Linked DNA regions of Homo sapiens: region 2 is linked to region 1. Evidence: read pairs that join two places in POLR2A ChIA-PET (ENCODE). Cell type or tissue: B cell. All regions are shown on one strand. Links, peaks and the distances in the headings refer to the core of each region. The heading gives the core; the rest is flanking DNA. Region 1 overlaps KIF3C (kinesin family member 3C). Region 2 overlaps RAB10 (RAB10, member RAS oncogene family).

Region 1 (8,341 bases), core at 43-8,042:
CAGGCCTGACTGGCAGCTCAAATTATGCCTGATAGTGTCCAGGTGGCTTCAAGAACTGGGTGAGTTGGTAGCCTTTGAGTGAGAAGGACTTGGGCCTAGGTGTGGATAGCTGGGGAAGGTGGAGGCTGAATAAACAAAAAATTTCATTTTGAATCTGAGGTCCATCTCTTCACTTGAAAATCACCAAAAAAATTAGCCGGCATGCTGGCACATGCCTGTAGTTCCAGCTACTCAGAAGGCTGAGGTGGGAAGATCTTTTGAGCCCAGGAGCTGGAGGCTGCAGTGAGCTCTGATCATGCCACTACATTCCAGCCTGGGCAACAGAGCAAGACCCCGTCTCTAATGGAAAAAGAAAAATCACCAAAAAGTTTTTAAAAACACAATATAGAGTATGTTGGGAAAGGAAAGCTCAGGCCTCCACAAAGACCACCTTAAAGGTATGGAGAATATAAAATGAATGCAGAGGCTCGATTTTATATCTATTATTATAACAAATGTTTATTTTTATTTTATTTTATTTATTTTATTTTTGAGACAGAGTCTTGCTCTGTGGCCCAGGCTAGAGTACAGTGGTGCTATCTCAGCTCACTGTAACCTCTGGCGATTCTTGTGCCTCAGCCTCCTGAGTAGCTGGGATTCCAGGTGCACGCCACCATGCCCAGCTAATTTCTGTCTTTTTAGTAGAGATGAGATTTTGCCATGTTGGCCAGGCTAGTCTCAAACTCCTGGCCTCAAATGATGCACCTGCCTAGGTCTCCGAAAGTGTTGGGATTACAGGTATGAGCCACTGTGCCTAGCCATAACAAATTTTTAAAATAATAATACTTCATGCGGAGCCAGGGATGGTGGCTCACGCCTGTAATCCCAGCACTTTGGGATGCTGAGGTGGGCGGATCACAAGGTCAGCAGTTTGAGACCAGCCTGGCCAACATAGTGAAACCCCATCTCTACTAAAAATACAAAAATTAGCCAGGTGTGGTGGTACACATCTGTAATCCCAGCTACTCAGGAGGCTGAGGCAGGAGAGTCGCTTGAACCTGGGAGGCAGAGGTTGCAGTGAGCCGAGATCACGCCACTGCACTCTAGCCTGGGCAACGAAGTGAGACTCTGTCTCAAAATAATAATAATAATAATAATAATAATAATAATAATAATAATACTTCATGCCTATGATGCTGTAATAAAAATGGTTCCATTATTTACTGCTGGCAGTAGTTTAAGTCATTAGAATGATAATTGACAATATGTTCCAAGATACACAAAATGTTTATAACCCTTTGTCCTCTTCTGAAATTCCTTTCTAAGAAAGTCACCTAAAAAAGCAAAAAATTAGGCTGGGAGTGGTGGCTCACACCTGTGATCACAGCACTTTGAGAGGCTGAGGCAGGTGGATCCCTTGAGCCAGCCTGGGCAACATGGCAAAACCCTGTCTCTACAATAAAATACAAAAATTAGCCAGGCGTGGTGGTGGGTGCCTGTGGTCCCAGCTACTCAGGAGGCCAAGGCAGAAGAATCATTTGAACCTGGGAGGCGGGAGGTTTCAGTGAGCTGAGAGTGCACCACTGCACTCCAGCCTGGGTGACAGAGTGAGACTCTATCTTTAAAAAAAAAAAAAAAAAAAAAAAAAATATATATATATATATATATATACACACACACATACATACACACACACACATATATGCATATATATACATATACATGTATCTATGTACACATGTATATGTATATATATGCATATATGTGTGTGTATGTGTGTATATATATTTATATATTTATATATTATATATTATATATTATATATTATATATATTATATATTATATATTATATATATTATATATTATATATTATATATTATATATATTATATATTATATATTATATATTATATGTATTATATATTATATATATTATATATTATATATATTTTATATTATATATATTTTATATATTATATATATTATATATTATATTATATATTATATATTTTATATATTTTATATATTATATATATTATATATTATATAATATATATTATATATATAACATATATTTTATATATATATTATATTATATATATATTAGGTAAAGTGGAAATAGCAAGACATAAGCTTGTGTTTATACTATGTCCATAGAGGTGAAAAAAGGGCCAGGCACAGTGGCTCATGCCTGTAATCCCAGCACTTTGGGAGGCTGAGGTGGGTGGATCACCATAGGTCGGGAGTTCAAGACCAGCCTGACCAACATGGAGAAACCCTGTCTCTACAAAACTACAAAATTAGCCGGGTGTGGTGGTGCGCGCCTGTAATCCCAGCTACTTGGAAGGCTGAGACAGGAGACTCATTTGAACCCAGGAGGTGGAGGTTGCGTGAGCCGAGATCGTGCCATTGCACTCCAGCCTGGGCAACAAGAGCGAAACTCCGTCTCAAAAAAACAAAAACAAACAAAAAAAAACCAGGGAAAATGAAAGAAACCAAGTAGCCATGGTAGGGAATATGTGGCATTTGTCATTTTATTTCTTTGGTGATTTTGATGTTTGTGCAATTCTTTTTTTCTGAAAGGAGAGAAAGACAATAAAGGGTTAAAAACGTGTCCCCAGAATTCTTTAATAGACTGGTATTTCCTCCAGGGTTAACTCTTGAAGTAACAAATTTCGTAAATGTATTACCTTCTATAAACAGTAAAACTCCTTTTCGTTTGTCCTAAAAACTGCTGCTGTCAAACCTCAAGACGTGAGCTCTTACTCTATGTGCCAGGATGGATTGGAAAAGCCTGGATCTTTCCTTTTCATCCCCAGTTTTGATTGTTTCATTTCCAGACTTATCCTCTTAACTTTTCTTTGTCTTTTCAGAACAGAGTCTTTTTTTTTTTTTTTTGAGATGGAGTCTCATTCTGTTACCCAGGCAGGAGTGCAGTGGCACGATTTCAGCTCACTGCAACCTCCGCCTCGGGTTCAAGCGATTCTCCTGCCTCGGCCTCCCAAAGTGCTGGGATTACAGGCTTGAGCCACTGCGCCCGGCCTAAGCCTCCCTTCTCTTGATCTTCTCTCTGCTTTATGTCTCTGGAGATGCAGTAAGAGAACTACACACAGTACTCCCAATTCAGCCACATCATGGTTTTATATGAGGGTACAATGTTTTGTTTCTAAAAAGCCTTCATGATGGTGCCTGGGCAGATGCTACTGACTTTTTTAGCTGTGGCAGCATATTCAGCCAGTGTCTTCTGGGAACAGTGGAGTGTTACTCCTCCTCCTCCTCCCCTTTTTAGGGCTTATAATTGATTGCCCATGGCTATCATTTAATTAGTAGAGTTAGGATTCCTTTTCCCCAAAATGTAAAATTGTAATTGATGCTCATCTGCCATTTTTTGTCAGCTCACATAGGCTAGAAATTCTGTTGTACTTTACCACCTAGGAGGATTTGGGGGTGTCTGTGAAGTTGGGTATTTCACCCATGCACTCCTTCTTGCACAGCTTCAGAGATTAGTCCTGTTGTTTCACACTTGAGTGCTTTCCATCCAGAGAAATACCTGTTTATTTCTGTTTCCTTTCCCTAGTTCACTTCCCCTTTCTCCATCTCTTCACTCCCCATGTAACTTTGAATAACCTCTGATGTGCAGCCTTGCCAGGAGTGCTTTAACCTCCAGAGTTCTGGTCATTGGCTTCCCCATGTGCTGTAATAACCTATTCCGTCCCATTCTGAAAGAACTCTCAGAGATTAGTCAGACACCATTTCCTCTTGCCGGAAACATGTTGATTTCCTTTAGCAGGTTCTGCTTCCTAAAGGAGTCACCACAGCCCCTGCAATAGGAAGAGCTTGGGCTTTGGAGCCAGGCAGGCCTAGGCCAGGTCTCCATTTAAGTTTTTTGTTTTTAATTCTCTTTCTTTTTTTGAGACAGGGTCTCACTGTTGCCCAAGCTAAAGTGCATTGGCGCAATCTCAGCTCACTGCAGCCTCAACCTCCCAGGCTCAAGTGATCCGCCTGCCACAGCCTTGCGAGTAGCTGGGACCACAGGCCCACACCACCATGCCTGACCCATTTTTATATTTTTTATAGAGACGGGTTTTGCCATGTTACTTGGGCTGGTCTTGAACTCCTGGACTCAAGGGATCTGCCCACTTCAGCCTCCCAAAGTGCTGCAATTACAGGCATAAGCCATCCTGCTCAGCTGGATCTCCATTTAAATTTAATGAGAGGCATATAACTATCATTTTTCCAGTGAAAGCTCACAGATGGTTATCTGCCAAGCAGTGTGCTAAGTCCAGGGACCCTGAGATACGAGTAAGATATGATTGCTGTCCTAAGGGAGCTTACAGGCGAGAGAGCATGTAAACGAATAATGATTCTATCATGAGAAATAGTAGGAATATGGCCTGGTTACTGAGGGGGCCATCATGTGACCTTGGATGGGTTATATAACCTCTGTGAGCTTTCACTGGAAAAATGATAGTGCTAATAATATGCATGCCCCTTACACCAGTCCTTTTCAGACATTTATGTGCATCCAAATTACCTGGGAATCTCAGTACAATATGGATCTCAATTCACTAGGTCTGAATTTCTTATTTGATTTGCTTATTTATTTTTGAGATAGGGCGTTGCTATGTTGCCCAAGCTGATCTTGAACCCCTGGGCTCAAGCGATCCTCCTGCCTCAGCCTCCCAAACAATGGGGACCACAGGCATAAGCCACCACACCTGGCTCTGGAGTGTTACAAAATCTCCCCAGGTGTTTCTAACATGCAGTGATATTTGAGAGCAAGTGTCTTTTGATTATAAAGAATAAAGAATGCTAGAGCCACATAAAATGCTGGGGAAAATGAAGGGTCTCAGGGTTGAAATGGACAAGCGTGTCCCAGATTCAGAGGCCAGGCCAGACAGCAGGCTCCTGAAGACCTGTGACCCAGTAGTTAGGGGATCAGGTATCCATGGTCCACAACAGTAGGGGCCTCCTCCATGTGGTTCTTCTCTTTTCTCTCACACCCACCCCACCCCTCCTGCCAGGTTCCCCAGATGATCGGGCCCCATGACAGTGAGTGTGGATTGATGAATGGGAGGAGAAACTGGGATAAAGAGAGCCCAAGGTGGCCGGGTGCAGTGGCTCACACCTGTAATCCCAGCACTTTGGGAGGCTGAGGCAGGCGGATCACTTGAGGTCAGGAGTTCGAGACCAGCCTGGCCAACACGGCAAAACCCCATCTCTACTAAAAATAGAAAAATTAGCTGGGTGTGGTGGCATGTGCCTGTAGTCTCAGCTACGTGGGAGGCTGAGGCAGGAGAATCGCTTGAACGTGGCAGGTGAAGGTTGCAGTGAGCCAAGATCGCGCCACTGCAGAAAAAAAAGAGAGCCCAAGGAAGGGACCTGGAACCCACTCTGGGACAACCCCCAAGGATTCTGTTTGGTTCATCAAATACGTATTGAGCACTTGTTATCTGCCAAGCACTGAGCTAAGTCCAGGGACCCAGAGATATGAGTAAGATATGACTGCTGCCATGAGGGAGCTCACAGGGGGGACAGCATGTAAATGAATAATTATTCTATTATGAGAAATAGTAGGAATATGGCCTGGTTACTGAGGGGGCCCGAAAGAGCAATTTCAAGGGGATCAGGGAAAATTTCCCAATGGTCAAGGTGTGTCTTGCAGAAAAAGTGGCAGTTTTCCAGTTAGATGTGGAGTGGGAGGAGGAACCCAGGTGCTTGTGAAATGCCATGGCCCATTGAGGGAGCTGGAATTCTTTTTTTTCTTTTTTGAGACGGAGTTTTGCTCTTGTTGCCCAGGCTGGAGTACAATGGCGTGATCTCGGCTCACCACAACCTCCGCCTCCCGTGTTCAAGCGATTCTCCTGCCTCAGCCTCCTGAGTAGCTGGGATTACAGGCATGTGCCATTATGCCCAGCTAATTTTGTATTTTTAGTAGAGATGGGGTTTCTCCATGTTGGTCAGACTGGTCTCGAACTCCCAACCTCAGGTGATCCGCCTGCCTTGGCCTCCCAAAGTGCCGGGATTACAGGCGCTAGCCACCGCACCGGGCCCCCAGGGAGCTGGAATTCTCTTGGTGAGGCTGGAGTACAGAGCATACGCAGAGCATGAATAGTAAGAGGAACCGGGAGGCCAGGCCAGCTCCCGGGGCCTGTCACTGCAGCTGACCTTGGATTTCATCCTGTAAGGAATGGAGGTCCATTCAGTAGTTTGAAGCCAAGGAGCAAGCATTCAGAGTTGTGCTGTTTTTTGTTTTTTGTTTTTTGTGATGAAGTCTCACTCTGGCACCCAGGCTGGAGTGCAGTGGCGTGATCTCGGCTCACTGCAGCCTCTGCCTCCCTAGTTCAACCGATTCTCCTGCCTCAGCCTCCTGAGTATCTAGGACTACAGGTGCACGCCACCACACCCAGCTAATTTTTGTCTTTTTAGTAGAGCTGGGGTTTCTCCATTTTGGCCAGGCTGGTATCGAACTCCTGACCTCAGATGATCCGCCCACCTCAACTTCCCAAAGTGCTGGGATTACGGGCATGAGCCACCGTCCCCAGCCCAGGGTTGTGTTTTTAGTGGATCTGCCTGGGTGTCATGTGGCAGAGGGGTGGAAGGGGACACTGAGGCAGTGGGGAGACCACAGCAGTGGTCCAGGAGAGTTGTGGGGGCTGCAATGAAGCCAGCAGGTAGCAGTGAGAATGAAAAATGGGGGGTGGTGGGAGCCGCACTGAGGAGCAGATTTGATGGCCTTGACTCACTGGCCAGATGCAACGGATGAGAGGCAGGGCAGGGATGAGGCGAGGCAGGTGAGTCGCTGAGGATGCAGTGTAAGGGATTCTTCCCTCTCATGGTCCTGCAAATGCTGACCTGGAGTGTGAAGGAGGAGCCTAGGATGGGTTTAGGTCTGTGGCAAGGCAATGCGGTAAGAGGGGAGATCATTAACCAGGAGCGCAGGCGGCTGCAGTGTGGCAGCATGGACAGCCTCCAGGGCTCAAGGCCTCTTCCTCCTGCCTTGGCCTCTGAGGCTGTGTGGGGCTGGAATGAAGCTCGTGCCTCTCTGGCGGGCCCAACTTGCTCAGCGTCTTTGGGTGACAAAGCCTCACACAGCCCATTCCTTGACCTCCCAAAAGCCACTGTTAACCCCTGTCTGGCTGTGTTCCCAATGATGTGGCTCTTACAGGTGGTCTCCTGCTCCCCAAGTCTGACAGCACCCCCTGCTTTGAGATCCCTCAGGTAGGTCAGCTGTTTCCACTGGGAAAAATTCCAGTGGAGAAGCAGCCAGCTTTTTCCACTGGTTCAAGGTGATTTCAACCTTCCAGGAGGCCCGTGATGAAGCCAGAGGACAACTGGGTACCCTGGGACAGCACCTTCTTCTTATTTTATTTTCATTTTCTAAAATTTCAAATCGGGCACCCCCCCAAACCAGAATAGGTTTTGAAAGGCTGCCGACAGCACCCTCTTGAAAATACATTTTATGTAGTCACAGTTTACACAAATCTGACATTATTTCAGCTTCAGATTCCAAAGCACTGACTAGGGGCTTTCACAGAGTGAGACTGGGGGTACGAGGTTCAAATCTCTCCTCTTTGCTACTCAATAGCTGCATGGCCTTAGGCTGGTCATTCTCAATGTCTTCATTTATTAAATGCGGAGGAGAATAGTCCCTCTTAGGGGGGGATGGAAACCATGGTGTTAAAGGCTTAGCTCAGCATCTAATAGATACTTAGCGCTCCACAAATGTTTGCCAGCCATCCTGGAACATAGGCGGTGTTCCAATATTGTAGATGACAGACCTGAAGGGATTAATTTGCCCAAAGCCTCGAGGTAAGTGGGTAGAACCAAGTCTTCCCGGCCCTCTCCAAAGCTCCTGCTGTGCTGGGCCCGTGCTGTTCCTTCTTGCTGTGCAGTCTGCTCCCTTTGGCTTTTCTTCTGCTTTCCACATCAGCTGAAGATTTAGACCCTTTCCTGCTGCCTGTGTTGAGAGCTGTCTTCCTGAGTTGGAAGCCAGTTAGCTAAAGGCTGGGCTACCTGGTGACTGTATCTTATCTTTCCCAATCCTCAACACCAGCTGGGTCCTGGTTGCCAGGATTAGGTTGCCACCCCCATCCTCCTCCTAGCCCTGGTGGACCAACCTTTCCTGTGTACCCAAAGCAAACAGACCAGTTGCCCTAGATTCCCCGAGGGGCACCCTCTGTGCCTCCCTAGTGTTCCTGCTGACAATAAGAGCCTTGTGCTGGGACCTGAGACACTAGAGGGGAAAACTCCATTCTCCCTGAAAGCCACAAGGCCCCATCTGGGACACATCTGGTGTCCACTCCCAGAAGGACCACAGAGCAGGGAAGCAAAATCTCTCCAGCTAGCAATGTTGTGGACC
Region 2 (8,341 bases), core at 21-8,020, 110 kb before region 1:
TTTTCCTGCCTCAGCCTCCCGAGTAGCTGAGAATACAGGTGGGTGCCACCATGCCCAGCTAATTTTTGTATTTTTAGTAGAGACCAGTTTCACCATGTTGGCCAGGATGGTCTCAATCTCTTGATCTCATGATCCAGCCGCCTCGGCCTCCCAAAGTGCTGGGATTACAGGCGTGAGCCACCGCACCCAGCCATGTTCTATTATATTAAAATCCATCAGTTACTTTGCACTCTGAATAGGTCTTTTTATCTGCGCAATTTTATAACAGCATGTATTGGTCATTTGGAAATTAATAGTTCATTAACACAGTTCTTCCAAATGTTGGCGTATTTCATTATACAATATGAAAAAAATAATATTATCACCATGGACCTCATCAAGAGAGTATGTACAGAAAAGCTGTCACACTCACAGCAGCAGACACAAGTTTTCCAAATATATTTTATTTATTTATTTTTTTAAGAGACTGAGTCTTGCTCTGTCACCCAGGCTGTAGTGCAGTAGTGTAATCACAGCTCACTTCAGGCTCAAACTCCCAGGCTCAAACAATCCTCCCGCTTCAGCCTCTTGGGTAGCTGGAATTACAGGCAAGAGTGACCTTGACTGGCTCAAAATTCCAAACTTCCTTTTTTTTTTTTTTGAGATGAAGTCTCACTCTGTCACCCAGGCTGGAGTTGCAGTGGTGCCATCTTGGCTCACCGCAACCTCTGCCTCCCAGGTTCAAGCAATTCTCCTGCCTCAGTCTCCCAAGTAGCTGGGATTACAGGTGCCCACCATCATGTCTGGCTAATTTTTGTATTTTTAGTAGAGATGGGGTTTCACCATGTTGGCCATGCTGGTCTTGAACTCCTGACCTCAGGCGATCCACCCGCCTTGGCCTCCCAAAGTGTTGGGATTACAGGAGTGGGCCACCGCGCCTGGCCAAAATTCCAATCTTAAAAGCATAAATTTTATCAGTGGCAACAAATACTGTCACTTCATTCATTCAAGACAGTATCTGCCAAGGACTCAAGTCTGAATAACCATAGTTTGCCAGTTGTTCTTTCAAGGATAAATGATGTTCTATAAAAATGGTGGCCAATCCAAACAATTTCACAAGTGCCTTTGCTTGAGACAACCATCACTGTCTCAAAACGAGGCAGAAGTGCTTTATATTTACCTCCCATTTCATCATACACCAAAAAGATATATGCTCAAAGGTCAAGATTTAACAAAAATTAATTCTACTTCATCAAGGATATTCTTGAGGAAAATTATTTTAGTTTTCTCTTGTGAGTACATGGTGGTAAATACAATGACTACTAGTCCAGCTTGGTTCCATTGTCTTGATTCATGCTAAGGTCAGCAATTTTACATACCATTGCTTCTGTACCATCAGTACAAGCATCAACATAGTGAAAAAGGCAAATGTCTTAGAATTATTATGAAAAGTTTTGACCTTCTGGTCAAAAAAACTCCCTAGGTGGTGGTCAGTGGGGATCCACATGTTGAAAACCACTGAGAAACAATTACATTTGGTGAGAATTTACATGCCATACAATGGGATGCTTCTATTATGTATTCATTTGCTCCTTGCAATAATCTTAAAAGACATTTTTTAAACTGTAAGAAAATTTAGGTGGAACCAAAAGACAAATCCAAATGTTTCTATAATTACAAAGCTTTCCATCGCTATGTTTAAGATTTGGCTCTGATATATTTGTCATATTATCAAGGGCAGGTCATTAAACTCTGCTTCCTTACCTGTAAAATGATAATAGTTACCTACATAGCTTGCCCTCTTCATAATATTGTACAAGGTTCACAAGAAGGAAAACAGTACTCTAAAATTTTTCTTAAACTATTTTAAGTATGATGAAACGAACAAAACTCAATTCCGAGAATAAAAAAATCCTTGAGGTTCAAAAAGATAGTCACTTTAAGTGACTGTGAAAATGTACCTATGTTTTAAAACAGGTGAAAAACAGATAAAACCAGATTTAATACTACTTCACTGAAATCACACAACTACTTGATTTAATCTAGTCTTTTCCCACCATTTCCTTTTGAGCTCTCAAGCATATCTGCCTGTAGCAAGTTCTCATCTGCACACGTCCTAGAAAAGCCAAAAGCAAATTCTCTACTCTGAAAAACTGAGGCCAAGAAGGCCACATCCTGTGATAAAGCCAAGGACGCATAATTTCAAGTCCAAGGATCTCTAGAAGAATTCGTGTAGCTGCACATCCATTATAGCTCAATATAACACAATGCAGAGTGAATATAAATCTAAGACTGACACACACACACCTCCCCCAAACCAAGATTATTGTCAAAAGTATCGGAGGCCAGGTGCGATGGCTCACGCCTGTAATCCCAGCACTTTGGGAAGCCGGGGAGGGCAGATCACTTGAGGTCAGGAGCTCGAGAGCAGCCTGGCCAACCATGGCGAAACCTCATCTCTATTAAAAACACAAAAATTAGTGGGGCATGGTGGCACGTGCCTGTAGTCCCAGCTACTTGGGAGGCTGAGGCAGAAGAATCACTTAAACCTGAGAGGTGAAGGCTGCAGTGAGATGAGATCATGCCACTGCTCTCCAGCCGGGGCAACAGAGTGAGACCCCATCTCAAAAAAAAAAGTATCTGAGTAGTTGTTTTTCCTTTTTTCTTTTTTTTTGGGGGGTAGGGGGGCAGAGTCTCGCTCTGCCGCCCAGACTGGAGTGCAGTGGTGCGATCTGGGCTCACTGCAACCTCCACTTCCTGGGTTCAAGTGATTCTCCTGCCTCAGCCTCCCAAGTTGCTGGGATTACAGGCGCCCACCACCATGCCCAGCTAATTTTTGTATTTTTAGTAGAGACAGGGTTTCACCACATTGGCCAGGCTGGTCTCAAACTCCTGACCTTGTGATCCTCCCACAGTGCTGGGATTACAGGTGTGAGCCACCAAGCCCAGCCAGTTGAAGTTTTTTTAAATGCCCTTCTATTATCCTCAGGATATGTCTCAAAAAGTTTAAATTATAGAAAAAAATCTGTAAATCCCAAAGAACACTACAACTCAGCATTAATCCTAAAACTGTTGGGGTTATCTCTTTTACTAGTGGGAAACATGCAGTTTACTGTGCAACTAGCCAAAGGCCTGCTAATGCTGATGGGACCATTAGCCTCAACCATGGTTCTACTGCAGAAATGAAAACCACCTTACCAAAGCCAACTTTTTGGGCATTAAAATTTCAAAGCATCTCAATGCTGTTCAGAGGGCAAATAGGCTATATTAGACATTAAGAAAGAAATTATCAGTTGAAATTAAGAATATATATGTGAGAGATTACAGAAAAGCTTAAGACAAACTAGAAATTCTTAAATTCAAACTGCCACTAAAATGGAAGGCAGTGCATCAGTAGTTCCTGAGCTATGTGTACTGTATTCTCTCCCCCACGAAGAGATAATCTGCATGAAAACAATAAGTGAAACATTTTTGAAACAGCTCTTTCATCTGACTTCTACAGAAGAGGTAAAATGTGTCATCACTAAATTTGCTTAGCTGGTTTTAAGCCTTGCCCACAACGTCTGAGGAAATGACTCAGCAAGACTCAGCCCATATGTTAACCAGAGTTAAGCGATTAACACAATTAAAGTTAAGCACACATTTCTCAAACACGCCCAATTTACAGATAAAGAAAGAGGCTCAGAGTTTAAATGACTTGCTCAAGCTCACAAACCAAATTAACTATGATCAGAACTCTGTCTCTTGGCTCAGGATTGTCTGATGTATTTGGCACTAAAAAGATCACCTCAAAAAAAAAATTAAAGGCTCACTGTCACAGTCACTGACAGGTATTTTCACATATAATCGCTCATAATCCTTAAAGATTAAATAGTATACAGTAAGAGTTTAAACACATCTTTGATAAGTCTTTAATTAGAAAATTCCAACTCCAATCCATTTTCCACATTTTCTGGGCCAACCATCTTTTAAAAATTGAATCTAACCATGTCACATCCCTGCTCAAACCTTCCATGGAATTCGAATCCTTAGCATGGACTACCAGGCTCTGCACAATCTGGCTCAAACCCACGTCTTCAACATCTATTGCTTCTGCTAGCCTCACAAGTCACATTTGCAACACACATCATCTTTCAGTTCTTTGAACTCAAAAAGCTCCTTTACTAAGGACCTTTTTGTGCCCACTTCCTCTGCCTGGAATGATGTTCTTCTACCTAACTTCTAATCATATCTCATGTAGCAGTATAAATGTCATTTCCCCAGGACAGCATTCTCTAGGCCACCTGACCATCCTCTGAAATAGATTAATTAATAACCTGTTTATTCTCATTTTACTAACTAGAGAACTACTCTGGTTTGATGTTTCTGTTTACTTGATGAACATATATCAACCCCCCAGCAAATTCTGCTGCAAGTATGGTGACCATAAGTCTGTTTGACCTCAAGTCTTCATTTATGATTGGTGTTTCCAAACATCGTGTACAAATCTACTGTCTTAGACTTTACATTTTTAACAAAGTTGCATCAAAATAAGTATTGATGGTTTCACAGACATTGAATTGGTGTTTCTAACTTCTGACAAGGTCTTACACAGTAGTCATGTGAGATGTGCATTGTAAACAGCTATCACATTTTAACACATGATTAAATCTAACAAGATGACTAGTGGTAGTCTGCCTCTTTTCTTAACCCTTTACAAATTTGAAACAATTGACATTTTCCTTTTTAGGACACCAAGTCAATATCAAGTATGGTAACAGGCAGCTAACTCCCTCCTTCAGGTGTTGACAGTTGCTGGAAGGAGAATATTCAAGGCTGTTGCCCCCATCCATCATCTGTGCCATGGCCAGTTCCTCAGCCAACAAGAAGCCATCAAAATACTGTCAGTGAGATCAGTAGGAAACATGGAAAAAATATGTACATAGGAAATGTGTATGAGTGGTCCTTTCATAGAGTATGCAGATACAGTATAAACCCCTTTTGCTACAATGACCTTTTCATTGTTACACAGTGTATATCTACAACTAATCTATGTATTTTTAAATAAGCCCTTTAGATAGCAATGCACTCAAGTATATATTTAAAGTGGTAACAATGACTTCAAGCAGCAAATCTGAAGAAGCATCAACATTTGGCTAGGTGAGGTGGTCCACACTTGTAAACCTAGCACTTTGGAAGGCCACGGCAGGAGGATCACTTGAGCCCAGGAGTTTGAGACCTGCTTGGGCAACATAGGGAGACCCCGTCTCTACAAAAAATACAAAAAATAGAGCGGCATGGTGGCTCACACCTATAATCCCAGCACTTTGGGAGGCTGAGGCAGGTGGATCACTTGAGGTCAGGAGTTCGAGACCAGCCTGGCCAATGTGGATAAACCCCATCTCTACTAAAATACAAAAATTAGCCTGGCGTGGTGGCATGTGCCTGTAGTCCCAGCTACTCAAGAGGCTGAGGCAGAAGAATCACTTGAACCTGGGAGGTGGAGGCTGCAGTGAGCCGAGATTGTGCCACCGCACTTCAGCCTGGGTGACAGAGTGAGACTCCGTATCAAAAAAAAAAAAAAAAAAAAAAATTGATGGCATGGTTTTGCTGTGTCCCCACCCAAATGTCATCTTGAACTGTAGTTCCCATAATCCCCAAGTGTCATGGGAAGGACCCGGTGGGAGGTAATTGAAACACAGGGGTGGTTACCTCCATGCTGTTCTCATGATAGCGAGTTCTCACAAGATCTGATGGTTTTGTAAGGGGCTTCGCTCCTCTCATTCTCTCTCCTGCCGCCCTGCCTTCCACCATGACTGTAAGTTTCCTGAGGCCTCCCCAGCCATGAGGAACTGTGAGTCAATCAAACCTCTTTTCTTTATAAATTACCCAGTCTCTGGTATTTCTTCATAGCAGCATGAGAACAGACTAATACAATCAACATTTAATTCAAAGGCAATAAGCAGTTATTGTAAAATTGTGTCTGAAAATGACAATACATGCAGCTGTAAAAGATGCCTTTACAAAACATTCTATGAAACATAACTTGTAATTAGATCCAATGACTGTTCTTCTAAATTAATCTTTTTTTTTCAATTCCAAGTTTTCTTGTCCACTGGAAAAAAAAATCGGTAATTGTTCATGTTGGCTTCACTAGCAGAAATTCCCAGAGACAACTGATGCAAGTTTATCACTATCATGAGACCTCTTCCATAGAAAAACCATCATCACATTAACTGCTTGATTTCTTTCATCCAATTCATGGAATCAAAATAAAGCTTTTGAAAGTTAACTCTGTTCAAAGTAAAACATCTCATATTACTGTGTATGTTGTGAATTGTTTAAAAACATGTAACACTGAAGATAAAATTTTTGTTTTAGTGATGATGAGAATACAAATATTGGTTAAGTAGACTGTCATGGTAAAAACAATATTCCCACTAAGCTAAAACAAAAAAAGGATAAAACAAAAAATATACTTGAAATGATTATGGAGTATACATTACTCATAACTATATGCAAAAAGACTATAATATTTTACCAACTGAAAGATACGCTGTAGATGTGGAAATGTACAAATATACATAGTAACTGAACTATAAAATCTGTGATCAAGATGACAATTTACATATTAAATACATATAAATGACAGCATGTGATTTCTGTTACATGTCAATGATATTTTTGGAAATGTTTGAGCCTTTGAAGAACTACTTCATAAATCAACTTAAGTGTCCTACAATGGTATCAAGTTTTATAAATGAGTCTTCTGATTTTTGGTTGAATGTTTTTTAAAATCATTAAATATTTTCTAATCAGTTGGAAATATTCAATCAAAGTATTCAATAAACTGAAGTGCCACAAAAAAAAAACCTTCAGGTTTTGAAGTCTTTGGCAAACTGTAGTTGTTGAAAACAAAAGCTTGCAAACAGGGAAGTGCCAAATGAAAGTGTTGACCATTTCCAACTTATCAACCATAAAATACAACTTAGAGGGCTGTAAAAAATTATATTAAATATATATAGCCATACTGGAGAAAACAATCCAGAAAAACACAAGGAACATGGCATTAGAGATACAGCTAATAAAGGCACATGAAAATGCACAAAGAATGATTCTACCTGGGTCATGTTTTTTTTTTCTTTTTCTTTTTTTCTTTCTTCTTAGAGTCATGTTTTTAACAAGCACTGCTGTTTGGTCAGTCAACAAACACACTGAATACTCACTATGGGCACAATGAAAAACTGAGAATGCCTAATGGCTGGAATGACCATGTGACTTATTATCCAAACTGAAACACTCTTTTAAAGAGCCAGCGTCTTGCTCTGTCACCCAGGCTACAGAGCCTGCAGTGGCGCGATCAGAGCTCACTGCAGCCTCTAACTCCTGGGCTGAAGAGATCCTCCTGCCTCAGCCTCCTGAGTGGCTGGGATTACAGGTACACACCACCATACCCAGCTAAGACAGTGAGTGTGTGCGCACATGTGTGGAGACAGGAGTCTTGCTAGGTTGACTACACTGGTCTCCGACTCCTGGCTTCAAGAGATCCTCCCACTTCAGCCTCCCAAAGTGCTGGGATTACAGGCATGAGCCACCACACCCAGCCCAAACTGAAACATTCTTGAAAGAGAAAGAGGGTGTTAAAATGATTACATAATTTGTTGAAATATTTGTTCATCTGTTGAATAATTTGTTCATTTTTACTTATTTAAAAACTATTTTCAGGCTGTGCACAGTGGCTCCCAGCACTGTAACCCCAGCATTTTGGGAGGCCAAAGCAGGCAGTTCACTTGAGCTCAGGAGTTTGAGACCACCCTGGGCAACATGGTGTACACCCCATCTCTACAAAAAATGAAAAAAAAAATTTTTTTTTCCCAAAAAATTAGCCAGGCGTGGTGGCACACCCCTGTAGTCCCAGCTACTCAGGAGGCTGAGGTGGGAGGATTGCTTGAGCCCAGAAGTGGAGGTTGCAATGAGCAGAAATGCATCCCAGCCTGGGTGGCAGAATGAGACCCCACCTCAAAATACAAAAACAAACACTCTACAAAAACTATTTTCAAAAACAGTTGTATTCATTAAAGCAAAAATAAACGTCTGCAATCACCAAAGCAAAAGCTTCTGTGCTTATACATCCTTGGCTTTATCACAGGATTTGGACCTCATTATTATTTATTAATTACAAAGGGGAAGAGTACTTTCAATGAAGAAATATGGCAGGCTATATCCTACCAAAAAGCTCAAATTTATTATCTCCAAAAATAGAACAAAAGGACATTAAGCAGCTCCTACTGGATGAATTGAGAAAGACATTACCACCAAGGCGGGCAGATCAGCTGTGGTCAGGAGTTCGACACCAACCTGGCCAACACATAGTGAAATCCCA

Evidence for each region. ChIA-PET counts read pairs that join two places held together with the same protein. Peaks named below come from ENCODE experiments on the same cell type or tissue, not always from the same donor. Only the 100,000 strongest peaks of a DNase experiment are listed, where the experiment ranks them.
Region 2: POLR2A ChIA-PET joins it to region 1 with 11 read pairs; 4 of 35 experiments call an interaction of 5 or more read pairs at or near these places.

The regions. Positions count from the first base shown.
Region 1 is chr2:25,956,484-25,964,824 of GRCh38, reverse strand. The region is part of intron 1 of KIF3C (kinesin family member 3C); the gene reads left to right. Among named protein-coding and RNA genes, the nearest start is that of KIF3C, 22 kb to the left of the region's middle. In B cell, for the core only: no CTCF peak of the experiment used is centred there; no DNase peak of the experiment used is centred there.
Region 2 is chr2:26,063,988-26,072,328 of GRCh38, reverse strand. The region is part of intron 1 of RAB10 (RAB10, member RAS oncogene family); the gene reads right to left. It overlaps LOC105374333 (a long non-coding RNA gene), which reads right to left. Exons shown (of 2, transcript XR_939851.3): 1 at 1-8,341. Among named protein-coding and RNA genes, the nearest start is that of RAB10, 34 kb to the right of the region's middle. RefSeq lists an enhancer at 3,582-3,631. In B cell, for the core only: no CTCF peak of the experiment used is centred there; no DNase peak of the experiment used is centred there; H3K27ac peaks cover 701 bases.